2 separate regions of the Mus musculus genome follow, and region 1 is linked to region 2. The links are chromatin loops, found by intact Hi-C in ENCODE. Cell type or tissue: gastrocnemius. All regions are shown on one strand. Links, peaks and the distances in the headings refer to the core of each region. The heading gives the core; the rest is flanking DNA. Region 1 holds the start of Gm35215 (a long non-coding RNA gene). Region 2 holds the start of Gm35493 (a long non-coding RNA gene).

Region 1 (15,810 bases), core at 4,243-12,242, 120 kb before region 2:
TAAATGGTCTGAGTGATGTTCAACCAAACAACTCACTTCTGTGAACGCAGTCTCATAAGGCAACCTCACTTCTGAAAGGCCCCTAGAGAGGAACAGACACACTCCAGTGAGCATGTCTGTGGGTGCTAACCCAGTCAACAGTGGTTTCACCTGAGCAACCAAACTTCAATAGATGATGCCAGCCTCCTTACAATTATGAGAGGCAACCGATTCCCAAACCCCATGCTTCCTCAGAATCCAAAGAGGATCAGCTCTTCATTTTACTCGAGAGGACTGTGCCCCACTCACATCTCTTACTCAAATAAGAAAAACTTTTAAAAACTTACATACTGAATAATGCTCTCTTCGCCCTTTGACAGTTAGGGGGATTTTTTTACGAGACCGTTCTGAGTGCTCTTCAGTTGCTATGGTTGCAAGTGACCATTAGGTCAGAAGCTACACGTATTGGGCAGCTTGGACCCAAATCCTGCCTATTCTTCAGGTGTGCTGCCAAGTGACCTAGGCTCAATTACAATCTCATCGCTGTGGTTTCACTGAGTTCTTGCTGCTGATCTCATTTTATCATGCTAAGATTTGTAGACAAAGAGGCCTTTGTTTAGACTTAGGATTTGTATAAAGCCATTAGACTTTTGGGGGGGGTTAATGATGTACCATATGGTAAATAATTAGACAGAGGTCTTTGTGTAAGACAAGTAGACCTTTCATTTTGGAGGCGAGTTGCTTGGTGATTTTTCAGGAGATTAACCTACTTACTCTCCTGCTTGTTCCCCACCCCATACACACACACACACACACACACTAGCTTCTGCCCATCTCTGCACACCACCTTTGTGAGTTTTGTTTCCTATTGTTTGTTTCTGTGGAGTGGAGACAGGAGTGTGCTATAAAGCCTATGTAGAATGTGGCTTGATAACTTTCCAAGCCAAATAAGCAAGCCTTGGAGGCTAATGATGGAAGCCCAGTAGACATTGATCAATTGCTAAGAGAGGGGAGGGGACTTGGTCTGGGACCAACCATAAAAGCATCCATGAAGGCTTCTTTTTATCTGGCAATTTGGGAAGGGAGCTAGCTCCCTTTGCTTTACACATCCCAGGAGTCAGAGGTCATCAGGTTGAGGTCTGTGTGGTTTCTTCATGTCTCTAGCTCAGCATTTCTCAACGGCTGTGTGTCACAACGCCATCGAATGGCCATTTCACGGGGCTCACGCATCAGACATACTGCATATCATATATTTTCAGTATGATTCATAACAGTAGAAAAATTTACAGTTATGAAGTAGCAATGACATAGTCTTATGGTTGGAGTCACCACAACACGAGGAACTGACTTAAAGGGACGCAGCAAGAGGAGGCTGAGGACCACTGCTCTAGCTGGGGGCTACAGATTTGTTCATGTCAGCATGTCTCTTAAAAGAGTTCCTGTTTCCTTTAAGATGTAATACAGCTCAAGGGCTGTGCCTGTAGCTCAGTACTAGAGCATTTGTCTTACATTCAAGGCCTATTATTGCTAGGGGGAAAAAGAGATGTACTGTAATTTAAAATGATTAGTGCATGGCAAAAGAAAATCTGATTTGTAATAATAACACATTTGACATGTATAAATATTTAAATTAATATCTTTAGGAAAAGTCTAAAAAGTAAACAGGAAGAAAACACCAGTGAGCAGTCCTCTTCTTTAGTTGTGTGTTGAGGTCTCAGGAAAACATTCTGATACCCAGAGAATCTGTCCATGGCTTCTCTGGCTTTCGAAGCCCATTTTGTTGTTATGTGAAGAACAACACTCTTTCTCCTTTCCTACTCTGCTTTCTCTGACCTTCTAAATCAGCTATGCTTTTCCTGGGTAATCACAATTATACTGTAAATTTTTTTTTTTTAGGTCACAGGAAATGAAAAAAAAATCATCCAGAACTATATAATGGCTGTCATAAGAATTTTCCTAAAAGAGAAACTTGAGAAATGGCTTAGTGGCTAAGAGCGCCTGTTGATCTTGCAGAGGACCTATGTTGGGGCCCAGCACCCAAACTGAGTGACTTACTATGATGTGTAATTCCAGTTCCAGGAATTCAGATGTTCTCTCTGGCCTCTGCAGGCACCTATACACATATGGTGTACACAGAAACAGGCACACATGCATACATGAGCACACACACACAAAGAAAAAGACCTTTTAAGTGGTCAGGAGTAAAGAAGAAAATTGTTCCATAATAGATATTTTGTTATGTATTTGGTTTCTTTTTTTTAAGTTTTACTTATGTGCACATAGGAGGTGAGATTTCTATTCTTTAGAAATTGAGGACCCTCGGACATAGATATCTCTATATGTTGCATATACAACACTAGTAGGAAGAACAAGTGTTCTCCATCAGTGAAGCAACAGAAGGATGATTGTGTAAAATCTGTGTCCATTGAAGCTGCTCAGGGAGACATCAGATCCTTGGAGGCCTCATTCTTCCTTTGAACTCACAGAGGGACCAAGGCAGCTTTGTTTCTGCTAGAACAGCAGCTATATCTACCACTAATCTCTCTACTGTGCAACGTCATATTCCGCAGGGTAAAAGTTTAAAGTTCTTTGAAGAACAACTAATACTTTCAATAAAGACAAAAAAGAAAAAAAAATTATCTAGAAACAAAAATGACTGGCTGGGCCAGATGCAAAAGGAAAGAATGAAAGACCCACTTGAGATTGCACAGTGAACTATAGAAGACAAGGAATAATAAGGTTCACTTCCTTCTGTTGATGGGAAACACTGAAAGAATGGAATTTTGCGCAGCTCCCAAGTCCTTTCCCAGCTCTTAACTTGTAGTTGATCGATCCCTTGATCGGAAGAACAAACACTTCTCTGCAGTACAGCTTCTGGGAGTTTACTAGGTGGGGTCAGTTTACACACTGGCAGACAAAACAACCTGCCAGAGGATTACTTTAAATCCCAGAGAGCTAAGCATGGTGTCATTCAAGCATTTGGGAAACTAGGTCAGGGGGATTGTAATTTTGAGACCAACCCGGGGTTACATAGTAAAAACTAACTCAAAAAAAAATTCCCAAATATTTATTTATTTATTTATTTATTTATTTACAATGATATAGTTAATAAAGTGTGAATATTATGTAAGATTCAAGATTCTATGGATACAGGCTGCTTAATTAAAGCAAAGCCCTTAAAACCCTTCATGAGCACTGGGGAGATGGCTCAGTGGACAGGGCACTGCCACCAAGCCTCATGACCTGAGTTTGAACCCTGGATCCATGTGGTGGAGATTCAATCCTGCCAGTTGTCCTCTGACTTCCGCAGTCATATTATGACATGCAAAACCTATTTATACTGAGTGTGTACCCTCATATATACACACATACACACAATAAGTAAATTTTAAAAGATTCCTGTTTTCTACTGTGCATGATAATTAACTCAAAGTGGGTTAAAGACCTTGAAGTCCTAAAACTATAACTTCTAGAAGGAAAACACAGGGGAAATTTCCAACTGTTAGACTTGACAGGAATTTCTTGAATATGATATTCAAAGCAGCGGTAATTAATGCAAAGAGAGACAAACTAGACTACATTAGAAAAGTGAATCTCAAAAGATATAATTGAGTTAAAAGAATTAGAGAAAATGTTCACAAATCATATCTCTGATAAGAGCGATACCAATTCTATAACAATATATGTATAGCTCACACAACTCAAGTTCAAAAAAACCTCAAGTGGTCTAGTTAAAACATGGGCAAAGACTTGAGTGGCCATTTCGACTGAGTTGGCTGCAGGTGGCTAGCAAACACCAGAAGACATGGAGCATCACTAACAGAGAAATACAACTCAAACCACAGCTAGAGAGAGTCTCAGATACATGAGGATGGCAGCAGCCATTGAAAGAACATTATGCAACTGCTTTTTAATTTAGAGTTCTTTTAGAGTTAAACAAATCAAAGTTAAAAAATGAAGAAAGAAATCCAAGAGGGTGCCGGAAAAGACCCAGATAAATTAAAACCCATGCACTGTTAGTGAGATTAGACTTCTGTCTTAAGAGTTTTACCATGACCAAGGCAAGCCTTATAAAGGACAACATATATTTGGGGCTGGCTTACAGATTCAGAGGTTCCATCCCTTATCATCAGGGTGGGAGCATGGCAGTGTCCAGGCAGATGTGGTATAGGCAGAAGTGAGAGTTCTACATCTTCATCTGAATGCTGCTAGCTGGCTTCCAGGCAGCTAAGGGTCTTAAAGCCTACACCCACAGTAACACATCTACTCCAGCAAAGCCATACCTTCTAGTAGTGCTATTCTGTAGCTGTCCAGCAGCCATGGACAAACTGGGTATACCTGAAAGTGGGGCTGGAAATGAAAAAGGATGGGGTGTGAGAGAAGGATGAAGCCAAGACAAAGTTTCTGATCAAGGCTCTAAGTTTAATATTCAGCACTGTGTTTATATAGGGAGAGCCCACAGACCCCATCCTTTGTTTCAGCTGGATTGAGTTGCAAAGCAAGCTCAGGGGTTAGGTCTATTCCTCAAAGCTCCTGTAGGAAATTGCAAATGAGGTGAGGCCAGCTGACTCCAGCTAGGGCTGTTGAGAAGACTCTGAGGGTAAAGGCATTTGCTGCCATGTTTGATGCCTTGACTTTGGTCTCCAGGACACACTTGGTCTCCCTCAAGTTGTCCTCTGAACACCACACATGCACACCAAGGCATACACACACTTTTACATACACACAGTACAAATAAATAAATGCAATAATTAAAAAAAAATTATTTTCCACACTGATTGAATTGGACAAGTGGCTTAACTTTAATCTTAGGGAAATTCAAGTTACAAAAATATTACAATAAATAGAAAGCTAATTGTTGATATTCCCTTAAAATTACTTAACTATTTAAACTGTAATAAAAATGTTAAAAAATCTTAGATACTAGCTGGGTATGATAAAAACACATGTAATTCTATCACTTGGGAGGCAGAGGCAGGTGGGTCTTTTGTGTGTTCCAGACCAGTCTAATCTACATACTGAGCTCCAGGCCAGGCAGGGCTATTCAGTGAGATCTTATCTCAAAAAATTAAAAAAAAAAATTAGGTTTTGTTAAAAAAAAAAAAGCTAGGCACATTAATTATTGATGCTTTGATTTTTGTCTTAAAATAACTGCTGTACTAAATAAAGGTAGAGGCAGCAAAAGAGGAATTTTACATGCTAGTATGCAATACTGTAGAAAGCAAACACTTCAAAAGTGCTTTTGAAATATTTTAGGGGCTGCCACACACCTTCAATCTCAGTACTCAGGAGGCAGAGACAGGTGGACCTTTGGGAGTTCAAGGAATCTGGTCTATATAACAAGTTCTAAGACAGCCAGAGATACATAGAGAGAACTCATCTCAAAAAAAAAAAGAAGAAATATTTTGACAGCATAGTGCACATTAACCAGACTGCTTAAATTCCTTAGATAAAAACTTTATATAACAAATAAATAAATATTAGCATGATAATAAAAAAATCCACAGGGGAAGTTTATGAATTCTATAACAAATACACAAAATATGGATGCTCACATTCTTTTAAAAAACTTATTTAATTAATGATTTAATTTTGGAAACAGGGTCTCACTGTGTTTCCTTGACTGCCCTGGAGCGTACTAGGTAGATGAGGCTGGCCTTAAACTCACAAAGACCTGCCTAGGCTCTGCCTGTCAAGTTTATATCTTCACAGATTACTTTTAATTATGTGTAGGTGTGTATGTCTGAATGTATGTACCTTTGTGTGACGGTGCCCTAGGAGTTCAGAGGTGTCATATTCCTTGAAGCTGGAGTTACAGATGGTTGTGGACCACCTGCCATGGGTGCTGAGAACTGAACTCAGGTCCTCTGGAAGAGCAGCAAATGCCTTCTCTCCAGTCCCACTGTTCATATTCTTAGAGGAAACACTGAGGGCCATTTGGTTATATGAGGTATGAGATGAGATCTGTCAGAATTAGACATTATGGCTCCACACAGAACTTCAAATTGATCCCTGCTGGTGACCTTTCTCATGAGACATCCCACAATAGTAAGGGACAAGTTGCCAGAGTACTAAACGATGTCTAGAAAACTTTTGTGTGCTAGGTGGCACGGCAAATGGAAGTTATAAGTAAATTAAGCCAAAAAAAAAAAATACCGTAAATGTCCGGCACGGATCCTTTCGGCTTTCCTGCGTGGATTTGCATGACTTGGACCCTCAGTGGTTTATGAATGTGTACTAATATTACTGACATTTATTTTCAGCATAGGTTGAATCATTTCTCTACCCCAGTTCCTCAGTACACACAGTGGCAAAGCAAAAAGTACAATTGGACTGTGTCTTATTCAGCATAGTCCGCTTTCCTTCCTATTGATATAGAAGTACAGTTAACCGGAACACTTACTTATAAAGTAAAACGGTGTAAGCTTCTCCCCACCACTCACAAACACTGTCTTTACCTACAATGCTGAGAGTGAGAGAGAGGTGGGCAGGGGGAGGGAAGAGACCTTGAGGCCAACTGAACAGTTATCAGTCACTTCTGTCAGACATGAGAAATGGGAAGAGAGCTTCCAGAAAGAAGCCAGAGGTTCACAGAGGCTGCTGCTAACTCAGGACCATTCAGAGAATGTACGTGTATCTTTCTGGTCTTACTTTTCTCCTTTATTGTCTTGAGTAACTCACCCCTGCCCTAGCCTCCCATATTCCGCTAGCAGCAGCGAACCATGTGAGCCTCCCACACAGGGTGGCTTAAGGACCACATTTGGCCAGCCACTCGTTTTGATCAATGAAGTGTTTTATGCAATTCGCCCAAGAGCCACTAAAACGAACAAACAAAAAACCCAAACAAAAAGACAAAACCCAGCCCAGTGTCTGTGACAGCCGTTGGATACAGTAGCAGAGTCGAGAAAGGATGTATAGCCAGCATACCGTGTTAGTGTCTTGTTCTTCATAAAGTTTCCTGATGCGCAGTTATCACCATAGCTCTATAATTCTGCCCTTCCAGCTTATTTAAAATGTTTATAGTACATCAATTGTGTCCATCAATGTATTTACATTTAACCAAAACCAAAACCAACTTTGTAGAGTATTCTCTTAATTAGTGATTCATGGGGCAGGGTCCAGCCCATTGTAGCTGGTGCTATCCCTGAGTACCTGGTGGTCTTGGGTTCTACAAGAAAGCCATAAGTCAGTCTGGCAGTTTCTCAGAAAATTGGACATAGTACTACCGGAGGATCCCGCAATACCTCTCCTGGGCATATATCCAGAAGATGTCCTAACCGGTAAGAAGAACACATGCTCCACTATGTTCATAGCAGCCTTGTTTATAATAGCCAGAAGCTGAAAAGAACCCAGATGCCCCTCAACAGAGGAATGGATACAGAAAATGTGGTACATTTACACAATGGAATACTACTCAGCTATTAAAAAAATGAATTTATGAAATTCCTAGGCAAATGGATGGACCTGGAGGGTATCATCCTGAGTGAAGTAACCCAATCACAAAGGAACTCGCACAATATGTACTCACTGATAAGTGGATATTAGCCCAGAAACTTAGGATACCCAAGATATAAGATACAACTTGCCAAACGCATGAAATTCAAGAAGAACAAAGACCAAAGTGTGGACACTTTACCCTTTCTTAGAAATGGGAACAAAACACCCATGGAAGGAGTTACAGAGACAAAATTTGGAGCTGTGACGAAAGGATGGACCATCTAGTGATTGCCATATGCAGGGATCCATCCCATAATCAGCTTCCAAATGCTGACACCATTGCATACACTAGCAAGATTTTGCTGAAAGGACCCAGATATAGCTCTCTCTTGTGAGACTATGCCGGGGCCTAGCAAACACAGAAGTGGATGATCACAGTCAGCTATTGGATGGGCCACACGGCCCCCAATGGAGGAGCTAGAGAAATTACCCAAGAGCTAAAGGGAACTGCAACCCTATAGGTGGAACAACAATATGAACTAACCAGTACCCGGGAGCTCTTGTCTTTAGCTGCATATGTATCAAAAGATGGCCTAGTCGGCCATCACTGCAAAGAGAGGCCCATTGGACTTGCAAACTTTATATGCCCCAGTACAGGGGAACGCCAGGGCCAAAAAGGGGGAGTGGGTGGGTAGGGGATTGGGGGGGTGGGTATGGGGGACCTTTGGGATAGCATTGAAAATGTAAACGAGGAAAATTCCTAATTAAAAAAAAAAAGTGTAATATAGAAAACAAAACAACAACAAAAAAAAGAGAGATAACATCACTGTTTACTTTTGGATACTAGAGAAAAAAAAAAAAAGAAAGCCATAAGTCAGTGTGTGGAGCATTTTCTTGGATTAATGATTGGTGTGGGAAAGAAAGCACAGCCCAGTTTGAGTGATCAACCATGGCGGGCAATCTAGTAGCAGCACTCCTCCATAGCCTCTGCTTCTGTGTCTGCAGGTTCCTGCCTTCAGCTCCTGCTCTGGCTTCTCATAGAGATAGACTGTGAGCTGGGATGAGTAAGCCACAATAAACCCTTTCCTCTCCAAGTTGCTGGTGGTGATGGTGTTTATCACAGTAATAGAAAGCAGAGAGAACACATGGAGAGAGCTTTAAATACATTAGCTCAGTAATGGAAGACTTCCAGCAACCCGCGGCTACTGGCATTTCTCAGATGTCTGGGCAACACTCAGATTTGAAGTTATTAGCCTTAGCTCGTTGGTTCTGCTCATTGGCATATTTGCCTTCAGATCTGTTCTTTTCTCTTTCCCTGTTCGGCTCCATCTCACAGTGAAGAGTTTCCTTCAGGTACAATGTCCCTGACTCTTCTTTCAGCCAGCTTCCAGATCGCTCTGTCTGCTGTGGTAAAGGATGGAAGACCCCATATTTCTCTCCTTTTTACATCTGGGGGTGGCAGCTGTGTTTCCTTCACCATCCTGGAGTCCATTGGATGTGTCTTTTCTCTTGCTGATAGAGCTGTGATACTGTGCGTAAGGGATTGTCTCACAACCCTGTTTGGAGTCTCAGTTTTTGCTTTACTTATATTAGCCCCCCCCTCCCCCACTCCCTCACCCCCACCCTCTTGAAACATCTCAGTTGCTTTAGAATTTCCTGGACCACAGCTAGAAAGCAACAAAATCAGAAATTGGACAGGAAAGAGCAGAAAGACTTAAGGTTTAGTTTTAGGTTTGCCCCTTGAACTGGACTCAATGGTTGTCTGAAGCAAGACTCTCGAGACTTGGTCCTTAGTCAATCTAAACAACTGGGTGCCCCAGCACCCTCAACCTTGTGCTGAAGGCCGGGAATATTGCTGAAGAGTTACTAGTCTGTGGTCCACACTGAAGGCTAAAAGACACACAGTCTGATACACCAGTAAAGGATGTAGCAGTGGCGTTAGCCATGACAAATGTGTTCACCATCAAGGAGTGGAGTCAGGAAGGCAAAGACAGTGGGAGAGACTGTTTTTGACTAGGGCATCTTTGGGTCTGCTCTCCCACTGGGAGGTATTGTCAGCACTGGGTAGAGGGGCTTCTCTTGGTTAATTTTTCCCAGAAATGCTCTCACAGAACCCCATCAAGCTGACAGTCATGATTAACCATCACTACAAAAACAAACAAACAAACAAACAAACACATAAAAACAAAACAGGAGTGGGCTGAAGAGCTGACTCAGTTTTGCTAAGTAGCCGATGAAATTATCTTCAAGGATCACCCTCACCGTGCTCAACTAGAACCTCTATAATCTTGGGCCTGTAAAAATCATTTAGTGTGTTTAAAAAATCATGCCTTCTCCTTTTCTCTCATGTAAGAATTTAAAAGGACTTTAAAAGTGAAAGTGTAAAGCCTTTGGTTAAAAAAAGAAGAAGAAGAAAGTACTGAGAAAGGAAGCTCTTTCAATGACTCCTCAGACATTTTCTCACAATGACCGTGTGTGCCCTTGGACTTCATAATTGTTTACTGATAGTCTGATGTCTGTGTCCCAGTAGTTCCCGTCCTGGCAGACACCAGAGTTAGTGTTTGTGTGGCCATGAGTCATAGGGATGTCTGCATGCAGGGTTTCCCTCTTCCCAACGCTGAGGCCACACCTGCTCTGGCGTCTCCACTCCCTGCTGCAAATCCGAGCCCAGGTTCAAGCCCAGCAGTCTTGGTCAGTATATGAAAGGAACATTATGAATGAAAAAAAGAAATTAAAAAGAAAGGGGGAGAGAGGGGGGGGAGAGGGGAGAGGGGAGACGGGAGAGGGGAGGAAAGGGGTTGTTCCTAAATATGGTGGAGGAGAAAGTTCATTACAGATATAAGGGAGACACAGCTAGAGGCAGACACATCTGAGTGAGTTCAGAATGCTCATAACCCTGAACCACGTGGGGAGCCAAATACAGCAGCCAGGAGGCCAAAGGTACAAAAGGAGGGGCAGGTAACCATAGAGTCTGGATGACTTAGGGAAGAGCCGCTGGGGGAGGGGAAGCCCAGCCCGTGGATTGAAGAGTCCAGAGTAGAGAGCAGGGTATGCCAGCCACTGATAGAGACTGAGGGGTGCTGGGAGGATCTGGAGGCCAGTTCCCCCTTCACATGTTAAATAGGCACCTCTGCCATTTGTCCTGGGTCTGAAACTTAACACGTTATGTCTACCCCGGCAGCCTTTACGGTAAATATTGTTAATTGCGCTTCTCCTCAGGTGAGATGTTTCAGCCAGACTCCAAGCTGAGAGGTCCCTTTTCCTCTCACGTCTTCATGGTTTCCTTGTCTTTCTTTTCTCTGTACTCTTGTGTATGTTTGAGATTTCCATAACAAAGAATGTTCCAAATGTACCACTGAAAAATAATACAATATATTTCACACCCACATTTAGAATCTTGAAAATATGCTGAAGAGAGTGTGGGTGCCTCAAGTAGCTGCCTTGAGTTTCCTCAGTGTGCTTAGAAGGTTCAAGAGAGGACACCAGAGCTTTGAGGAGATAGTCATTTGTGCACCGCAGTACCCAGGATGTTGAGGAAGGAGAATTGCAAGTTTAGGGCCAGCCTGGATTACATACATAGCAAGACTATTTCAAAACAGAAAAAGATCCTCTTTTGGGTTTTTTTTTTTTTTTTTTTTTTTTTTTTTTTTTTTTTTGATACTTGCCCTTATCACACAAAGCTTCGTATAACACCATTTCTGGAAGATTCTTAGTAAGCAAAATGTTAATTGCATCCTTGGACATCCTGCAAAACAACTGTGCTCATTGATATGGGTCCCGTGGCACTGCTCAGGGATTTGCTGACGCCCCTGATTTGTAGACTTCCAGGAAGTCACTAAGTCTCAGCTGTGGAGGTTCCTTCTGTTAGAGGACTCACATTTTATTATAATTTTATAAGGGAAACAAACACACTTTTTATGCAGTTTTAAGTGCACATGTGAGAATGTGTATGTATGCAAGATCAGAAGTGAGCCTTAGGTTCACACCCCCAGGATACTGTTCATTTTGTTTTCTGAGACAGGCTCAATCACTTACCTGGAACTCACCAGTTAGGCTAGACTGGCTAGGCAGGGAGCACCAGGGATCTGACCCCTTCCCCATTGCCCAGTGTTAAACGTCCACTTTTTTTTTTTTTTTTTAACATAGGCTCTGGGCATCAAATGAAGATCTCATGTTTTCAAAGGCAGTTACTTTACAGATAGAACTATGTCCCCAGACTCCCTATTTTCTTGTAATTCATATTTCTCTAATTATCACTTTTTAAAAAAGGACAAAGTCTTACTCTATGGACCAGGCTTGCCTTCATAGGTAGCAGAGGCTGGCCATGAATCTGCCTCAGGAGCCACCACACCCAGGTTTATCACAGTTTATGTTTGATTCACAGTCCATCCAGGCCAACATACTGTAATTAGTCAGTGTTACTCTTTCAACATATAATTGCTCCACACACAAACACACTCTCTCTTTTTCTTTGCGATTTATTTGTCAAAGAAACAGGACCATTTGTCCTGTGCAATTACTGATGGTCTGAGTGTTCACCTCTCGAATCCACTTGGGTTCTGAATGTTGCATCCTCCCACAGGTTCATACGTTGAAATGTTGTAGTTTGTTTATGTGTCACACCGGGGATCAGACTCAGAGCCCCTGCACGATGGATAAGCTCTTTACCACTGAGTTGCACACACTCCCAGCCTCTATGTTGATCCTCTCATCCCTTAAAAGACAGAACTTGGAAATGAGGTCTTTGAGGAGTGCTTACATCAAAGAGACAGAGCCTTCTTGAATAGGATTGGTTCCTTATAAAAGGGACCCCTGAGAGACACTTCCATCTCCTTCCCCTTGTGAGGACAGACACGGTAAAGATGGCTGTGCATGAACCAGTCAGCAGACCTTTTCCCGGCTCTATACGTGTGCTGGTGTCTTGACCTTGAACTCCTAAACCTCTAAATCCGAGGAATGCTTTTCTCCGTACTTTACTCTAAGCAGCACACTTACTGGATTTTGCTGGAGAAGTCTGCGTGGCTAAGCTAGACCCTTGTGACAGTGTGATCAGCACGTGCTTGTTCTGTGTTTCTGTAACTTGTTCCTGTATTTCTGTACGATTGGGACATTTATCTTTGGTTGTTTGGCATGTGGTGACTTCTAATGTGATACTTCAACCTGAACATAATAATGTTTATAAGATGGTTATATTTAGGTCATAGAGTTATTTATTAGCTGGGTGGTTCCTGAAAAGATAAACTTCCCTGCACAAAATATAGTGGTCTGAGAAATTGTTTGGGTAAAAATGTTGAGACATACTTGAATCTCTTTATCTACCAGTCTTTGAAATAATGAATTATTTCCCTAGTATCTTGCAGATATGAATGTTAAAGGACTTCTATTTAGATATGTTAAAATTGATACAATGGGCCAGGGTCACTGGCAGGCCGTCTGAACTAGCAAAGTCTGGTCTGAGATAAGCAGGGGGATGGAGATGCATGCCAAATCAGGTGTTGTGGTAGCCATAGCAACCATGGTAAAGACAGTCTACTGTTTTCTTATTGAAAAAAGTAACTGGTTGGGAGGGGAGGCTAAAGACAGTGAGAGGGAGGGCAGAGTGAAGACTCCTTCATTCAATGATCTTTGCAGTTCTGCTGTTGTTTGGAAATAGTGATGGAAGCAAGTCTCCCGAGTCTTAAGGAATCAGGGTACATGTTTTATAACCAGGGTATGCATTTATTACAATACATTGGTCCTTTGGTGTAATATACATCAGGACCACTCTGATAATGGCCCGCTGCAATGCATTTGGTGAAAGTACTTGCACATAAAATCATCTCAGTGAACTCCCTTTCAGCTGGACTATGACACACTATGCTGAAAGGATACAGAAGTCAGAAGCTATGGTTCTACTCCATCAAATATATGACTGTGACTTTTTTCTTTTCCTTTCTTTTCTTTTCTTTTGTTTTGTTTTATTGGATATTTTCTTTATTTACATCTCAAATGTTATCCCCTTTCCCAGTTTCCCTTCTGGAAACCCCCTATCCCACCATCCCTCCCCTTCTTCTATGAGGGTGCTCATCCACCCTCCTACCACTCCTGCTTCCTTGTCCTGGCATTCCCCTACACTGGGGCATCAAGCCTTCCCAGGACCAAGGGCTGTTCCTCCCATTGATGTCTAACAAGGCCATCCTTTGCTACATATGTGGCCGGAGCCATGGGTCCCTCCACATGTACTCTTTGGTTGGTGGTTTAGTTCCTGGGAGCTCGGGTGAAAGATCCTGAGAGAGAAGAGTTAAAAATTATGTAAGCCCCTAGACTTGTGTCCAAAATAGACCCCACTAATGGCAGGGAGTGAAAGTTTAACTCGCCCCATTGTTCCAGGTTGTACTAACCACAAAGTAGAAGTTTAACTTGTTCCATTGTTTTAGGAAATGTTCGTACAGAATACTCCAATCGTTCCTTGAACCCATTGTGCTTGCCAAATGCTATAGCCTATGCCAGGTGTTTGCAGTTTCTGCCTTTATAAGCCCCTTACCCTTTGAGCTGGGGGTCAACTCCTCTACCCCTGTGTGGGATACGAGTCATCCTCAGTACACTGGCTTTTCCCGATTAAACCTCTTGCTGTTTGCATCAAGGCCGGTCTCTCGTGAGTTCTTGGGCATCGCATAATCCTGGGGCTTGAGTGAGGGTCCCTCCTGGTTCAGGGGACTTTCAGGGAGCAGGGGGGATGTCTGGTTGGTTGATATTGTTGTCCTTCCTATGGGTAGCAAACCCCTTCAGCTCCTTTGGTCCTTTCTCTAACTCCTCTTTTGGGAACCCTGTGCTCAGGCCAATGGTTGGCTGTGAGCATCTGCCTCTGTATTTGCTAGGCTCTGGCTGAGCTTCTCTCAGAAGACAGCTATATCAGGCTCCTGTCAGCAAGCACTTCTTGGCATCCACGATAGTGTCTAGGTTTGGTGTCTGTGTATGGGATGGATCCCCAGGTGGGGCAGTCTCTGGATGGCCTTTCTTTCGGTCTCTGCTCCATACTTTGTCTCTGTATTTCCTCCCTTGAGTATTTTGTTTCCCCTTCTAAGAAGGACCAAAACATCCTCAATTTGGTCTTCCTTCTTCTTGAGCGTCACATGGTCTGCAAATTATATCTTGGGTATTCCAAGCTTTTGGGTTAATATCCACTTATCAGTGAGTGCATACCATGTGTGTTCTTTTGTGACTGGGTTACCTCACTCAAGATGATATATTCTAGTTCCATCCAGTTGACTAAGAATTTCATGAATTCATTGTTTTTAATATCTGAGTAGTACTCCATTATATAAATGTACCACATTTTCTGTATCCATTCCTCTGTTGAAGGACATCTGGGTTGTTTCCAGCTTCTGACTAAAAGTTGCTATGAACATAGTGGAACATGTGTCCTTGTTATATGTTGGAGAATCTTTTGGGTATATGCACCCAGGCGTGGTATAGCTGGGTCCTCAGGTAGTACTATGTCCAATTTTCTGAGGAACCACCAGACTGATTTCCACAGTGGTTGTACCAGCTTGCAATCCCATCAGTAATGGAGGAGTGTTCCTCTTTCTCCACATCCTCGCCAGCATCTGCTTTCAACTGAGTTTTTTATCTTAGCCATTCTGACTGGTGTGAGGTAGAATCTCAGGATTGTTTTAATTTACATTTCCCTGATGACTAAGGATGTTGAACATTTCTTTAGGTGCTTCTCAGTCATTTGGTATTCCTCAGTTGAGAATTCTTTGTTTAGCTCTGTACCCCATTTTTAAATAGGGTCATTTGGTTCTCTGGAGTCTAACTTCTTGAGTTCTTTATGTATATTAGATATTAGCCCTCTATGGGATGTAAGGTTAGTAAACATCTTTTCCCAATCTGTTGGTTGCTGTTTTTTCCTATTGACAGTGTCCTTTGCCTTACAGAAGCTTGACTGTGACTTTTGTAGCCAATCAGAAGGGATGAAGGAGGAGTTTCCTTTAGAATATAATAATGTCCAAGAAATACAATAATAAGTCATGAAAACTTAATAGAAAAGTTGACTTGGATCAGGGCCATGAGGAAGTGTTTCAGTTCTGTTGTGAAGTACTTTGCCGTTTCCTTTCAGTATGTGGCTCTTGACTAAGAATTCACCAAATTCACTCGTTAGTTGAGAGGCCAGAGGGAAGGTTGTCCCTACAGAGGGGTACAGGTGACCTAGTGACTGCGTAGGTATCTCAGAGAGACTCAGTTGCTCAAGGCTGTTCTATATGAATCAGTTTTACAAGCAAGATATCTATCTACCTGTTTGATTTATGGTTTGGTAGATGTGGGTCTAAGTTGAGCACTTTAAAACATGGAGAAGACATCTCTCACAGAGTTTCATTATTTAGAATGGAAGTCTATGTCAACTCCACACAAAGG
Region 2 (15,810 bases), core at 2,721-10,720:
CCCTACCATATGGCCTGTGGACAGCAGCCCCTGTTCCCCACTTCAGTGGGACCTCTAGAAAAGCCAGTTTGTTCCCAGATGGCTTGTTCTCCAGCATTCTTCTCTTCCGGTTGCTCAGTCTGGAAAAGAAACGGTTCTACCAAGAATGTGGATTATCCACGTGCACATCACAATAGGGTAAAAAATCATCTCCACTACATGCAGATAAGCCAGACACCTGGGATGTCTGAGTTTCCCTCTCTGTGCGGCCATGGGCCCCTGTCCTCTGGAGTCCCCCCCCCCCCTCGTCTCTTGTGGATCTTGCTCAGAGTTCTGGATGAAGGGTATTTGTAACGGTCACTCTTCAGCCTTGAACCCACCTTTCCACCTCTTACCCCAGCTAAGCCACTGCCCGCTTTGTACATGTCTCAGAACATAATGGGGCTTTGGGATCAGACTGACCTATCGATTCTATTTTTTTCCATGATGTTTGTAGAACATGATTTTAATATTTTCAACTGTTAATATTCAACAAACAGAATAATTATTTTAAGATATATTTTGTTGCTATGTCTCCTTTTTTATTACTGATTTTAATTAATTTGGATACTGTCTCTGTGCCCTCAAGTTAGTCTGGCTAAGGGTTTATCTAACTTGTTGATTTTCTCAAAGAACCAGCTCCTGGTTTGGTTGATTCCTTGTATAGTTCTTTTTGTTTTTACTTGGTTGGTTAAGAATTGAGAGTTCATCTTGGTAGATTTTTTTCCTTTGACCAGTACGAAGTGTCCTTCCTTATCTCTTTTTTGGTAACTTTTGGTTGATTGATTTTATTTGATATTAGAATGGCTACTTCAGCTTGTTTTTTTGGTACCATTTGCTTAGAAAATTGTTTTCCAACATTTTACTCTGAGGTAGTGTCCCTTTGTCCCTGAGGTGGGTTTCCTGTATACAGCAAAATGCTGGGTCTTGTTTACATATCCAGTCTGTTAGTCTATGTCTTTTTGTTGTTGTTGTTGTTTTGTTCGTTTGTTGGTTTTTTGTTTTGTTTTGTTTTGTTTTTGTTTTTTCAAGACAGGGTTTCTCTGTATAACCCTGGCTGTCCTGGAACTCACTTTGTAGACCAGGCTGGCCTCAAACCCAGAAATCCACCTGTCTCTGCCTCTCAAGTGCTGGGATTAAAGGAGTGCACCACCACCGCCCGGCAGTCTATGTCTTTTTTGGGGGAACTGAGTCCATTGATGTTAAGAGGTATTAAGAAAAAGTAATTGTTGCTTCCTGTTATTTTTGTAGTTAGGGGTGGAATTATGTTTCTGTGGCTATCTTATTTTGGGTTTGTTGAAAGCTTACTTTCTTGCTTTTTCTAAGGTGTAGTTTCCCTCCTTGTGTTCGTGTTTTCCATTTATTATCCTTTGTAGGACTAGATTTGTGGGAAGATATTGTGTAAATTTGGTTTTATCATGGAATATCTTGTTTTCTCCATCTATGGTAATTGAGAGTTTTGCTGTGTATAGTAGTCTGGACTTGCATTTGTGTTCTCTTAGGGTCTGTATGACATCTGCCCAGGATCTTCTAGCTTTCATAGTCTCTGCTGAGAAGTCTGGTGTAATTCTGATAGGTCTGCCTTTATATGTTACTTGACCTTTTTCCCTTACTGCTTTTAATATTCTTTCTTTGTTTTGTGCATTTGGTGTTTTGATTATTATGTGGCGGGAGGAATTTCTTTTCTGGCCCAGTCTATTTGGGGTTCTGTAGGCTTCTTGTATGTTCATGGGCATCTCTTTAGGTTAGGGAAGTTTTTGTCTATAATTTTGTTGAAGATATTTACTGGCCCTTTAAGTTGGGAATCTTCACTCTCTTCTATACCTATTTTCCTTAGGTTTGGTCTTCTCATTGTGTCCTGGATTTCCTGGATGTTTTAGATTAGGCGCTTCATGCTTTTTGCATTTTCTCTGACTGTTGTGTCAATGTTTTCTATGGTATCTTCTGCATTCTTTTATCCCTTGTATTCTGTTGGTGATGCTTGCATCTATGACTCCTGATCGTTTCCCCTAGGTTTTCTAACTCCAGGGTTGTCTCCCTTTGTGATCTCTTTATTGTTTCTATTTCTTTTTTTAGGTCTTGGATGGTTTTGTTCATTTCCTTCACTTGTTTGATTATGTTTTCCTGTAATTCTTTAAGGGTTTTTAGCTGTTTACCTGTGTTCTCCTGTATTTCTTTAAGGGAGTTATTTATGTCCTTTTTAAAGTCCTCTATCACCATCATGAGAAGTGATTTTAGATCTGAATCTTACTTTTCTGGTGTGATGGTGTATCCAGGACTTGCTATGGTGAGAGAATTGGGATCTGATGATGCCAAGTAACCTTGGTTTCTGTTGCTTATGTTTTTTTTTTGTTGTTGTTGTTGTTATTGTTTTTGTTTTGTTTTGTTTTGTTTTGTTTTTTGCTTATGTTCTTATGCTTGCCTCCTGCCATCTGATTATCTCTAGTGTTACCTGTCCTCGATATATCTGACTGGAGCCTGTCCTTCCTGTGATCCTGGTTGTGTCAGAACTCCTCAGAGTTCAGTTGTCTCTGGGATCCTGTGATTCTGAGATTCTGGGTGTGTCAGAGCTCCTGGGAGTCAAGCTGCCTCTGTGACCCTGAGATCCTGGTGTGATCAAGCTCCTGGGATCCTGGGATCCTGGGATCTTGGGATCCTGTGATCCTGTGGTCCTGTGGTCCTGGACATGGTAGAGCACCTGGGAGTGGAGCTTCTTCTGGGTGTTGTGGGACTGGCTATGGAGTTCGAGCCCAAGGTCTGCTCAGGGCACCAGCTCAGACTGGAAGCAACCTGTACCACTGGTCAGGTGGAGTTCTTGGGTGCCTGGATCCCGCTGGTACCAGTTACTCCCAGTGTTTGGGCAGATGTTGTGTCCTCCTCACCACTGATCCTATGATCCTGGGCATGTTAGAGCACTTGTGAATGGAGCTTCCTCTGGGTTTTGTGGGACTGGCTGCAGAGTTCGAGCTCAAGGTCTTCACAGGGCACCGGCCCAGACAGGAAGCTGAAATATCAATTCTGACTTGGCCAGTTACTCTACATTTCTCAAAGTACACCCAGTGCTGGGTGGGCTGGGGTTGGATCTCTGCTGTCACAGAGCCCAAGAACTAGAGTGTCATTGAGGATTTGGTGGCAGCAGCCTTCTAAGAGACAAAATGTGTCATAGGCATTTTGTGGCCTGTCCGCCCCAAATCCATTTTCTCCTCTCTAGAGGGCCATGTGTTCCTAATTATCCTTACTGTTAGGCGTCACCAGTGGGTGTTATTGAAAGCCACCAAGTAGGGCTTTTTGGAAAATAATTTAAAACTGGGCTGACTGCTGGAAAACACATCCACTTGCCTCTTTGTTCTTTCTTTTGATTCTGGCTAGAGTGGAGTTAGTCACTTGTTGGAATTTTGGTAGCTATCATGGATTGTGAGGCAGTTTAGAGGCTAAAGCCTCTTGCTGAGGAAGGCAGGGCAGGCAGACATAAGGCAAAGCAGGCTTCTGGTGACTGTGGCACTTCCTATTAACTTGGGATCGGTATGGCTATGACTAATGTTTAATCTTGATTGTCAACTTGACCAGGTTTAGGAGCAGCTTGGAGACAGCTCCAGGAGTATCTGTAGTGTATTGTCCAGAGATGTTTAACTGAGGTAGGAAGACCCACCCTGGATGTGGGTGGCACCATTCCACTGACTGCAAGCCCAGAATGAATAAAAAGAAGAAAGAGAGATGAACACTAGCATTTACCTCTCTCTGCTCCCTGACCAGTGGCCTCTGGCTCTGTCCACCATGATACAAGGTACCTTTAAACTGCCAGCCAAAACAAACCCCACCTTCCTTAAGTTGATATTGTCAGGTACTTATCACAGCATCCAGAAAATCAATACAATATGGGTGAGAAGGATACAGTGAGCTTCTCCTTTAAGGCCTTTTTGGTTATATTTTCTGTCCTCTGTCAACCCTGAGCCTAACTTACACATATGGACTCATACACTTTTATTGCTGTGAAGAGACACCATGACCAAGGCAACACCCATAAAGGAAAGCATTTAATTGGGGCTGGCTTACAGTTTCAAAGGTTCAGTCCATTATCACCATGGCAGGAACCATGGCAGCATCCAGGCAGGCATGGTGCTAGAGGAGCTGAGAGTTCTACAGTTTGATCTGCAGGCAGCAAGGAGGAGACTAGAATTCCACACTTGGTGAAGCTTGAGTGTAGGATACCCCAAAGCCCGCCCCGCCCCCACAGTGAAGTACTTCTTCTAACAAAGCCAAACCTCCTACACTCTGTGGGCCAAGGATTCAAACAGGTGAGTCTGTGGGGGCCACATCTATGCAGACCACCACTGACTGCAACCATGGGAACCAGCCTATACATTCACATCTTCCAGAAGGAAGGGGCACAGTTGTTGTTGCCCTGGCTCCTGCTCTCTGAGATTTACAACTCTTGGATCATTAAGAAGACTATTTTCACTCCTTTCTTTATCTCTCCATTCAATATGGAGATAAGCCAGAAGTTCAAGAAAATAGATCCTCCTTTCTTTCATCCTTACTGTCTCAGTCTGATTTCTGTGCTACAACAAAAGACCAGAGACTTGGTACTTTGTCGAGAAAAGAGGTGCATGTAACTACAAATTGGGAAGCCAAGAAGTCTAAGATTTGGGGGGTCCCATCTTGTTGAAGCCCCCTTAGCTTCATTACAACATATAGAGAGATGGAAAAGGAACTAGCCACACACTAAAGGAAAATCATGGTGGAGGAGTTGAGCTCTCAGAACTTGCTCCTGAGAGCAAACTGGTTTCCTGTGGAATTCACACTGATGCCTTATGAAGGCCCTGCCTTCAAGGACCTAGTTTCATCCCCCTTAGACTGCAGTAAAGGTTCTGCCACCTCCCAACTCTTCTGTACTGAGGAACAGAGTTTCAGGGCATGAATCCCGGGGGACTCATTCAAACCATACTCCAAAATAGATGGTATTATTTGAAACAAAAGGACCTTAATTGATTTTTTTTTTTTTACTATTGTGTTTACTGTAATACTGGGGATGAAAGCAAAAAAAAAAAAAAAAAAAAAAAAAATCAATTGTGGGTTCTGGGATCTGAACTCAGGTCCTCAAGCGTTCTAGTCCAGTTGCTGTGATAAAACCCAAAAGCAAGCCGGAGAGGAGTGATTTATTTTATCTTACAGGTTGTGGTCCAGGGGAAGCCAAGGCAGACACTGGAAGCAGTAACCATGGAAGAAGGCTGGTTATTGCCTTGCTCCCTCCCCCTGGCTTGCTCAGTTACCTCTCTTATATAGCTCATGCCCATCTGCAGCAGGGGCCTGGGCCATCCTACATCAACTAGCAATTAAGAAAACACTAATAGACACACCTACAGGCCAATGTGATGGAGGCAATTTTTTTCATCGGAGTTTTCAGATGTGTCAAGCTGACAACAAAACTAACTAGGACGTCAGGCTTAGACAGGAAATGCACTTGCACACTTGTGTGACCTCTCCGGGCCCAGGTCTGCTGTACCTACCAGAGATGCTTACACATGGCCCATGGGATGCTTCTTGAGTCTCCAGTTCTGATTTCTAGCCTCCTGAGAAGCAACTTCTCCCATCTCTACTCTCCCTCAGCAACTGTCCTTCCCCCTCATGAAGCATACAGCGGAGTCTCAGGGCACCTCCTGAGACAGGAGATGGGTAAGGATCAGATGTGTCCGCGTCTTCTGTGGGCTTCATACGGGGGACCCTGTTGGTCCCTCCTCTCCCCTGTCATTTTGAAAAGTCCATAACATATCAAATGAGGAGGCTCAGCATTTTCTGTGCTTTCTCTCCTGGTGGGCGTTTTAAGTGGATTGCATGGGAGGGAATGACTCACGTGTGGGTCGGTAATGAAGTTTTGGAAATGAATACCTACGGAAGGATAGAGAAACTGCACGCCCGGCAGCCCTTGAGCATGCTGAGAGCTTATGCGCTGATTCTAGGGAATTACAAGAGCTCTCAATTTAGACTGATTAAAGAAGCAGGGCAGGAAAATATAATATAAAATACATGGCATAGTAATTTGCTTTTTTAAAGGCTCTGCCTCTCCTTTGCCTCCTCTGTGACAGCCGCATACCCGGATGGATGGGCATGCTCAGACATTGCGTTAGCAACACACAACAAGCTACTTCTCTCATCTCTCTGGGATCCCAAGGTGGAGTTCTGGCATAATGACTTAGGTAACGCATTTTTAACAGTAGTCCTTCAGATCTGAAGAGTGCTTTGCCTCCAGTGCATAGGCTGAAATCACTGGCCAGCGTTATGTGCTTTCTCAAAGGCTCTATGGGACCAAGCAGCATGTGTAATTCTGTGTAGCATTGTGAGAAAGTGGGCAGGATGAGAATAAGGTGTGGGCTCATTGGCTGAGGAACAAGATGGCTGGATGGTGCTGGTCCACGTCCTGTCTTTGTCCATCTGGGCTATTGCTGGCAAGGCCTTTGGCATCTGTAGGATGTCACGTGATCATAAAGCCGTTGGAGACCATGACTGCTGTGCCATATGTGTCACTTCCAGCTCTAGCTTCTGTGACAGGACTCATTCCAGTGTGCAAGACTCACCTTCCCCAGACATGCCACAGGTTGAAAAACCCGGGGCCCCCAGAGAAAGTAAAGTATTTACTTGGGGGCCACGGATTTTGCAGAGGAGAAAGCCAGACTGAATCATCCCAGTTCTAGAAACCAGAGAAATGACCCACTATGCTTTTACTTCTCAGTAGGTGTGATTTTTCAATAGTTTAAAAAAAAAAGAAATAATGAATTTTTCAAGCACTAGTCTGACCATTATGATCAGTTAAGTGTGGTAACTTCCCAACATTTAGACTGTAAGCCATTTCTCCAGAAGGGTAGGCTTGGCCCTGGTGGAAGTTCCTGGGGTAGACTTCTATGAGAGGTGTTGTGTGCGCGAGTGTGCACTGGCCTTATACCATAGTGTGGCTCAGAATGGCCTTGATACAGCAGCAGTTAGTAAATCCAGTTATGTTTTGAATGCAAAAACTCACCCACCATTCTCACATTGTTAAGAGAGGGAGGGTATATTCTGATCCAACAGTCACTTGGTCATCTTCTTGGCTAAGTAGCAGAGCAAAAAGATTGGACTTATCCAGGCAGTGGTAACGCACACCTTTAATCCCAACACTTGGGAGGCAGAGGCAGGCGGATTTCTGAGTTCGAGGCCAGCCTGGTCTACAGAGTGAGTTCTAGGACAGCCAGGGCCATACAGAGAAACCCTGTCTCTAAAGCACATAAGTAAATAAATAGGTTAGTAAGTAAGTAAGTAAGTAAATAAATAACTAAATGGTTAGATGTGTGACTACACTGAGGGAGGATGCCTTGACCAAGGGTAGCATATGTGATCAGATCCCAGCAGTCACTGCTGCTCACCATTGCTTCCCCACCCCCACCCCACCGCCCTGAGGACTCAGCATTCTTCACTGCACAACTGCTGGGGGTGTTAATTGTCAACGTCTCACAGCTTATACTGAAGACAGCTGCTGAACTGAGGTCACCGTTGGATACTACCGGCAGCCAGCGCCTGGCCCCTCACTCCACCCGGGATGACTCTGCAAGGCCAGTCAGTTCTGGAGCCCCAGTGGGACATTGACTGGGGCCTGATTATAGTTTGGCATATTCTTGTGGCTAATTCTGCTGCTCTTTCCTCTGCATACTCAATGTGTTGTTCCACTCTCCATCCCAGCAGCAGCTACCCAAGAGCCTGGCCTGCAATATGTCTTCCTTTCTCCCAATCCTGAGATAGCAGGCTCTTTAAAATCCCCACTGATCGTCTTTAATTGCTAACAGCAAGTTTCTTGGCAAGGACTTTGGGGAAAGATCTGAATATGGAGGACCAAGGGTGGCTGTTTGCCAATACTGATCCATGTGGACATATCATTTTCAAAATTGCCTTCCAGGACAAAGTCATGCAAAGGGTAAGTGAGCTGGCAGCCACAGAATGCAGAGAAAAGGATGTGGTGCTGCAAATTAAGAGGAAATCCCACCACATACCAAAGTATTTCAGCCTCCTCCCCAAGTGCTCCCATCTGTCTCATAATGAATAGCGTGTATCAGGAACTAATGGTCACAGACAGCCACATGATCTGTGTTGGGGGTGACACACAGATGCCAAGACTGCTGTCGTGCAAAGGACGTTACAGCTGGATCCTGCTGTCCGACAAAGGTGTTGGGTCTCTGTATTTTTAAGTGCAGGTTCGCAAGCAGGGGAAAAATCTAGCGAAAGCCACGTTGAATGTGCTGTAAGTTTTCTTTCAGCTTAGAGTCATCTGGGAAGAGAAAACTTCACCTGAGACACTGCCTCCACCAGGTTGTCTTATAGGCAAGCCTATGGGAGATGTTTTCTTGATTAATGATTGAAGTCTGAGGGCCTTGCCCACTGCTGGTGGTACCACCCCTCCGCGGGTGGTTCTGGGAGGTTAAAGAGAGAGAGAGAGAGAGAGAGAGAGAGAGAGAGAGAGAGAGAGAGAGAGAAAACAAACAGGAACAAACAATGGGGAGCAAGCCTGTCAGTAAGCAGTGGTCCTCCTTAGCCCCTCCTTCAATTCCTACCTCATGGTCCCTGTCTTGACTTCCCTCAGTGAGGGACTGTGATGTGTCCCTCTAAACAAAGTGTACACTAAACAAATCCTTTCCTTCCCCAGTTGCTGCTTTTGTCCTGTTACTCATCACAGCCACAGAATGCAAACTAGGACACTAGACTTCAGCAGCCGTATCACTTCTGATGGCCAGGAGGATGTTGGGTACAAGTCGTGACGAATTGGCAGAGCTCTGGGATAGAAATCTGTAACTTGATCAAACTTGCTGTAGGTATTGCCCAGTGAATTCAAAAGCCCTTGAGAACGTGAATTTTATTTTATTTTTACAAAGCGTCATGTGTTTTATACATTAACATTGAATTATGTACTCACTTCATTATAGCTTTCCTACACAGCTCTCCAGGGGATGGTGATCCACACAGCACTGTGGCGTTTCCAGCTTGCTTTTCTTCATTAAGAAGATCGTGTGAGGGATAAACCTGACATGAGGCTCGGGGACGCTCTCCGGCTACTGAAATTGGATGTTAACCAGGTCAAAAGACTCCTCCCAGCAAGACTCACTTACCAGCAGGTGTCCCATTGTGTCCCCATGTCTTCCCATTTCCATTTGCACTTAGAAAAGCTTATTAATTTTTTTTATCTTCCCTTAGGAATATCAGCTTGTAAAACATAGCGTGAGAGATGTTTGAAGGATGGCCACCCTCTGTCTGATGCCCTGGAGGAGACCAGAGAGTCCTGCTGGCAGGGAATGAACTACTGCCTCAGGAACAAATAGTGATGGAGAAGAGGCTTGTAGCTCCCATATTCTTATTTCTGTTGAAGGGAAGAATAACTTTAGGGTACCAGTTCTTAGTGAGCAGACCCTCTGAGATTAGTGCAAGGTCTTATTGCTCTTAGGTCCAATACAGCATGACTAGCCACATATCGTTTCTCAGAGCAGCTGAATTCTTTCAGGGGTGGCTCTGCTGTTATACCTCTGTATATTCTTTCTAGGCTGCAATCTGTGGCTCTGCATGCAGTAAATATCCCACAAAGTCTAATTTGGGGAGTATAGCATGTATCAGCACACTGGAGTTGGCTTGGCGTTTCTGCTTCCACTAGGAGGCCAGGAGACTCTTTTTCCTTAAGTACTTTACAATCCTTCAGAATTTTTCACTTTTCCTCTTGGAGGGAGAAAATGGAGCTGGAGACCCTCATGAGGCAGAGCTAATTTGAACTTGGAGAGAATGGGGAATTCCACGGCTTTGGAGAAAGGCACGGGGACGAGAATGCATTTCACATCAAACATTTGGATTCAAGGGGTGGTCTCCATGTGGGGCAAAACTGCAACAGCTTTTGTATGTAACTTAAAGAAAAAAAAAGAACTATTTTCCCGTTCACTGCAAGGAAGCTGCTGGATCCACGTTAGCGGTGAATTAGGCTCCATTCCCCAGCAAAGCTTTCAGGCCACAGTCAAGTACAACACTGAACAGCCCCTACACTGGCTCTGCTCGCAAGTGTGTGCTCAACTTTGGAAGCTAAAACAACTGAAATCAAAACCATATAAAAACAATGTATGGTGTGTATTTCTGTAAGAAACGTGCCCTCAAGTTCTCTATTCAATTTTAAGACCAGTGAGGTCGTAGAAATGTTTCCCAAGAAGCATCTATTTCCCAGGAACACACAGGAGACAGAGTTGGTGTTGCAACTAGTAATAGCAGTGTCTTTACATTTTCATGGTTCATCTCTTATTCAGAGAGCTCAGTGAACCACTAATACTAAACATTGTTAATGTTTTCGCTCTCTCCATTCAGACTTTATGTAGTTTTCTATCAAATTTTGGACTGCATAGCAGCAGACTGGTTTGTTGTTGTTGTTGCTGTTTTAGCTTTCAGTTACTTTTATGAAATATTTGGAGATATGTGACTTATCATGAAAAATGCTTGATTTTGGCTCACAGTTTTGAAGGCTTTGGTCCATATTTAGCTGGCTCATTGCTTTGAGCCTGTGACAAAAGGGCATATCATGGTGAAGATAGATTATAGGCTGTGGCGGGTGCATAGTGGAGCAAAACTGTTCATTTCATGGCCAGGAAGCAAAGAGCAAGAAGAAGAGATTGTGGGTCTTAAATAGTGTTTCTATTGCCTTCAAAGAGACACCACGACCATGGCAACTATTTTTATTGATTCTTTGTAAATTTTGCATTATGTACCCCAATCATAATTTTGCATTATGTCCCATCCCTCCATATCCACCCTTTACCCATGCAACCTTCCTACCTGTCTCAGTTAGGGTTGTATTGCTGTAACCAGACACCATGACCAAGGCAACTCTTAACTGGGGCTGGCTTACAGGTTCAGAGGTTCATTCCATTATCATCAAGGTGGGAACATGGGAGCATCCAGGCAGGCATGGTGCAGGAGGAGCTGAGAGTTCTACATCTTCATCTGAAGGCTGCTAGCCAAATACTGACTTCCGGGCAGCTAGGATGAGCATCTTAAAGCCCACACTTACAGTGACACACCTACTCCAACTAATACTCCTTCTAATAGTGCTACTCCATGGGCTGAGCATATACAAACCATCACACCACCAAAGAAGACAGACAGACAGACGGATGGATGGAGGGAGGGACTCACCATGGAATCTGCACTGTGTCACGGTGTGTTACACAGTATACCCTTTTGGATCACGGCATCTCTTATAAAAGAAAACATTTAATTGGGGCTGGCTTACAGTTTCAGTGGTTTAGTCTGTTATTATCATGGTGGGAAGCATAGTGTCTGTCATTCAGGAAGACATGGTGCTGGAGAAGGATCAAAGAGTTCTACAATTTGATTCACAGGCAGCAGAAGGAGACTGTGGCCACTCTGGGTGTAGCTTGAGCATGAGACTTCAAAGCCCGACCCCACAACGACACACTTCCTTTAGCAATGCCACACTTTCTAACAGCGCCACTCCCTGTGGTCAAGCATTCAAACACATTCGTCTATGAGGGCCATTACCATTCAAGCCACCACATAGGGGTTTCACAATTTCCTTCAAAGACTTGCCCAATGACCTAAAGTCCTTCCCCTTGGTGTTCAACTTTGTTGCTATTGGCCTATTGGATGGAACTCCCACTCAAGGGGCCTTGGCTTTTGAAGCTAGTGGTGGCACTGGCTTTTGTTTGTGAAGCAAAGGCTGGAAGCCTGTGGGTAAACTCTCTGTGAACTTTTTTTTTTTTAAAGCACCTTTCTATTCAGTCAGACATTATTACTTGAGCTAGAGGAAGCATCACCTGACCTTGTCCTTTGTTCTTGGTTTCATGGTAATTGCAGCTCTTGCCCCTCACTGGCAACATCAGTGAAGAGGAGACCAAAGAGCAAGGGAGATCCTATTGTCTGTGTGCTTCTTCTGGGGCTCCACTGGTGATGGGAAAGCATGGGCCTGAGTCTCACTATCTTTATTTGTAAGCAAACATTGCTCTCTTCACTCAACCTGCAGATAACCTGTGGCAAATGAAGTCATTGTAACAACTCTGTAAAAAAGGTGACGCACATTTTGCCTATGTCACCTGTTTTGTGAAGTGCCGTGAACTGTCTGCCACCTCATTTTCTGTCTCAGTTTTGGCCTCTATTTTTGCAGGCTGAGACCTGGCTCCTACTGTCTCCTAACTGAGAGTGTTTAAAATGTTCTATTTCAGCAGTCAGTTTTGAGACCTAAATCAGAGGGGCTGAACCTCGTTCCAGCGTTATAAAGAGGCCAAGAGGAAACTGCTCCCCACAAACCATCTTTAGTACAAAGACCCAGCATATCTGAAGGGCGAATGACTCAAGTTGTCTAGAAAAACTATGGTTGGTGGCGCTACCTCAGAGAGAAGGACTCTTGACCTTGGAGCTGTCGCTGACATTTATTTGGGGTCCAGGGGAAATAAACACATCTTTCATAACTTAAATATGCCCAACTCACTCTAAGCCCGTGGATAGTCACCGCACATCTGATATTCGTAACTAGCCCGTAAGACTTGGCTACTGCTTTATGCTAAGGTTGCGAGTGGTTGCTGGATTCCGTCCTGTAACAAAGATGTTGGCCATGACTGGAAATCCCTGGGAGACTGTGAAGAGCTTCCGCGGGAGGCTGGCTGCTCTTCTCTGTTTGCTTCAGGGCTGCAAAGAAGCAGATGCCAATGGCTGAGGAGTCCCGCTCTGGGCAGGGCACCAGCATAGCCCGCCCTTGTCCCGCGTGTCTTAAGCCTGATCTCCCCACTGCTGCTTTTCATCGTGGGTCCTCAATGCCCTCATTCTCACAGCACACCTTGGTTTAAAAAGCAACAACAACTATAACAACAAAAAACTCCCATAACACTCAGTCATGAGTAAAGTCATGGTTGCTTTGACTCCCAGGACCCTTGATGGATGTAGCTGTTGGGATAAGGAACATCTCTTCTTGGAACAAATCTCCTTCTGAGACATTTTATTTTGTCTTAAACGATTTTTATTTTATGTATATGAGTGTTTGTCTGCATGCTTGTATGAGCACCACGCCCAGTGTGAGAAAGCAAGATGACAGTGTCAGACCCCCTGGAGTTGAAGGCACAGAAGGTTCTGAGTTGACATTTGGTTGCTGGGAAACAAACTGAGACCTCTGCAGGAGCATTAATTGCTCTGAGTCATCTCTTCAGCCACCTCTTGAAGTGTTATTAAAATAAAAACACCTAAAATATTTTTGTTTGAAAAAAAAGTTTTTTAACCTTCGGGTAAAGACAGCAGTGTCTGGAACAGGAGAATCCATTGATAGAGTCGAAATAACCCAAAACAAAACAAAAGAGGGATGGCTATCTTCCCAATGTCTGTGATCTTCTGCAAGAGCCACGTGTCACTTTGAAACCTGATGCTGGTCCCTGAGCCATCCAAGTTAACTGCCTTTGCTTTACATAATCAGCTTGCTGATTGCAGAGCTAATAATAAATATAATTGAAAATCTCTGTGGGATTCTTTGAAGTTTGCTGGTAAATAATGTCTTGTGGAAGAATGGGAGAGTGGGTTGTCCCTGGGGTTCTTTTCAAATAATGCATATCATTTGCAAACGGATGCATATCATCAGTTATGCATTTAGGGTTACCTTGAGAAGTTCCTAGTGTTTATAAAACATAATTACCAACTCTAAATGTTGGCCAAGTAGCCATTGTCGTAACTCCTCAGTATTGGAGAGGAACTGATTGAAGCTATTTTTGTTTTGTTTTGTTTTGTTTTTTCGAGACAGGGTTTCTCTGTATAGCCCTGGCTGTCCTGGAACTCACTTTGTAGACCAGGCTGGCCTTGAACTCAGAAATCCTCCTGCCTCTGCCTCCTGAGTGCTGGGATTAAAGGCGTGCGCACCACCACGCCTGGCTTAAAGCTATATTTTTATTCTTAAATTAACATGTGACCAGATCAAAGTATTCCAATTAGTCAGTCACTGTCGGCCCACTTTACTCCTGACGTTTGAGCCTTCAGGACAGAGGGGGTTTAGCAGAAGCAGCCTCAGGCTGCACAGATTTTCATTCCAGAGCAGGTGTCTGCCTGTGGGCTAACAGTCTTTGGAAATGGTGCAGAGCTACAACAGCTTTCTGGTTTGGATTAGGAAACATATTGATTTCTGCTTTTCTCTATTATTTGTATTGTGAATGGGATTCTGTTTCCTCTCTCTCACTTAAATGCAGTGATCAGGTAAGAGAAATCAGAGCCTGTTCCATCAAAGACCTACTTCCTACACTATGATCAGAATACAAATGGTTTTATTTTTTAAAATTATATATATGTGTATATGTATACATATATGCACATATACATACATATATGTGTGTATATATACATACATGCATATGTGGGTGTGTATACATGTATATATGTACCCCACACACACACACACACATATACACACCCTACTTAAAAACAGAGTCTGGGATAGCTCACAGATGAGAACTTGAGATGGAGTCATGTCACTATGTACATAGAAGGTGGAGTTGCTGTTGCTGCTCCCCAGGGAGCAGCTGGCTGCCCGGCGCTCCATCCAGTGCAATCCCTCACACTCACCTCAGAAACTAAGTTTTCAATCTGCTTAGACGGAGTCAGGGAGGAGAGAAAGAACGTGCAAAGACACCAGCGTGTTCATGGCTTCCAGGAGAACCTAACTGAGACAGGAGGCTTCCCAGCTCATCAGTGGGTGGGGCGGAACCTGAGCAGAGGAAAATGAGCAGAGCGCCAGTCTCCCTCAGAGCTGAGCGAGGCACTTACTGAAGTATCCCTCCTTTATTTACTTTTCTTCTCCTGAAAATGGGCGGATGATGGTGTGGACCGAATCTTAAAAGATGATCAAACTCTCTGGAAAGGTTCTTGTTTGTTTTCAGAGTGAGAGACTCCTACCTATAAAAATGATCAAACAGAAAAAAAATAGTTCAGGGCTGATTTAGACTGTTCAGAGCAGACTGACAGGTGCTCTTTCATTGTTGACTTATTGTTTCAATTAGGTCCTCGTCCAAGCCTCAGATATTTCCTATAAACTAAGACTCCAAAAAAATCAGTTTGACTGTACATTGAGTGCTAATTTCTCTCCCATGGGGCTGTCCTAAAAATATTTGAAACAGCTGTTGTGAAGCCCTTAAGTATTTCTCTCCAGGCTGGATGAGCACAACCCTTCATCGGCGGGACAGACGGAGCTCTTGTCTTAGGTCAGTTCAGAAGATGCGCTCTAATGGGAGATAGTGGGAGTGGAGTGGGGGCTCCCACTGGCATCCGACATGGGGGCGGGGGCATCTGGCAAAATTTGCCACTTCATGTATTCTGCCTACCAAGGCTGTTTAAAGACAGCTGAAGTCCCTATCAGTTATTTTGGGAGACCACATCAGATCATTGGCTCATTTGGAACTTGGAATCTATTAAAAACCGCAAGTCTTTTTCACACATGCTCCTGCTAAGCCACCGTGTGTGTACATCTATATATAGTTATTATCTGTTGAGAGCTTATTATGGGCAAGGCAATGTGCTAAATACTTCTCATCTTTTGCATCTCATTTAGTTCCCACATCAACCCATCGAGGCGGGCGGTAGGTATCCTTAGCAGTGTCACCAACATGCTGAGGAAGGACCGAATGTGTAGGGACTTGAGCAAAGATGTCTGACTCCAAAGCATGTGTGTTTGAATGTCAGGGAATTGTGTGTATGCGTTGATGTTGTCCTTCTCTTACTGGTCTATCCTGAAAGGGGCGTGCAGAGGACCCACCATCAACGAGC

The links. Peaks named below come from ENCODE experiments on the same cell type or tissue, not always from the same donor. Only the 100,000 strongest peaks of a DNase experiment are listed, where the experiment ranks them.
Region 1: it touches region 2 in a loop (1.9-fold over the local background); 4 of 42 quality-filtered maps call a loop at or near these places.

What each region holds. Positions count from the first base shown.
Region 1 is chr13:98,945,470-98,961,279 of GRCm38, forward strand. Gm35215 (a long non-coding RNA gene) reads right to left here and starts at 456. Exons shown (of 3, transcript XR_382807.2): 1 at 327-456. In gastrocnemius, for the core only: no CTCF peak of the experiment used is centred there; a DNase peak (open chromatin) is centred at 8,608; H3K27ac peaks cover 899 bases.
Region 2 is chr13:99,064,096-99,079,905 of GRCm38, forward strand. It overlaps Gm35493 (a long non-coding RNA gene), which reads left to right and starts at 8,967. Exons shown (of 2, transcript XR_382813.1): 1 at 8,967-9,110; 2 at 9,229-9,939. It overlaps 2310020H05Rik (RIKEN cDNA 2310020H05 gene), which reads right to left. Exons shown (of 6, transcript NR_045495.1): 4 at 14,838-14,943; 5 at 14,614-14,755; 6 at 12,433-12,705. In gastrocnemius, for the core only: no CTCF peak of the experiment used is centred there; DNase peaks (open chromatin) are centred at 6,478, 7,617 and 7,851; H3K27ac peaks cover 1,693 bases.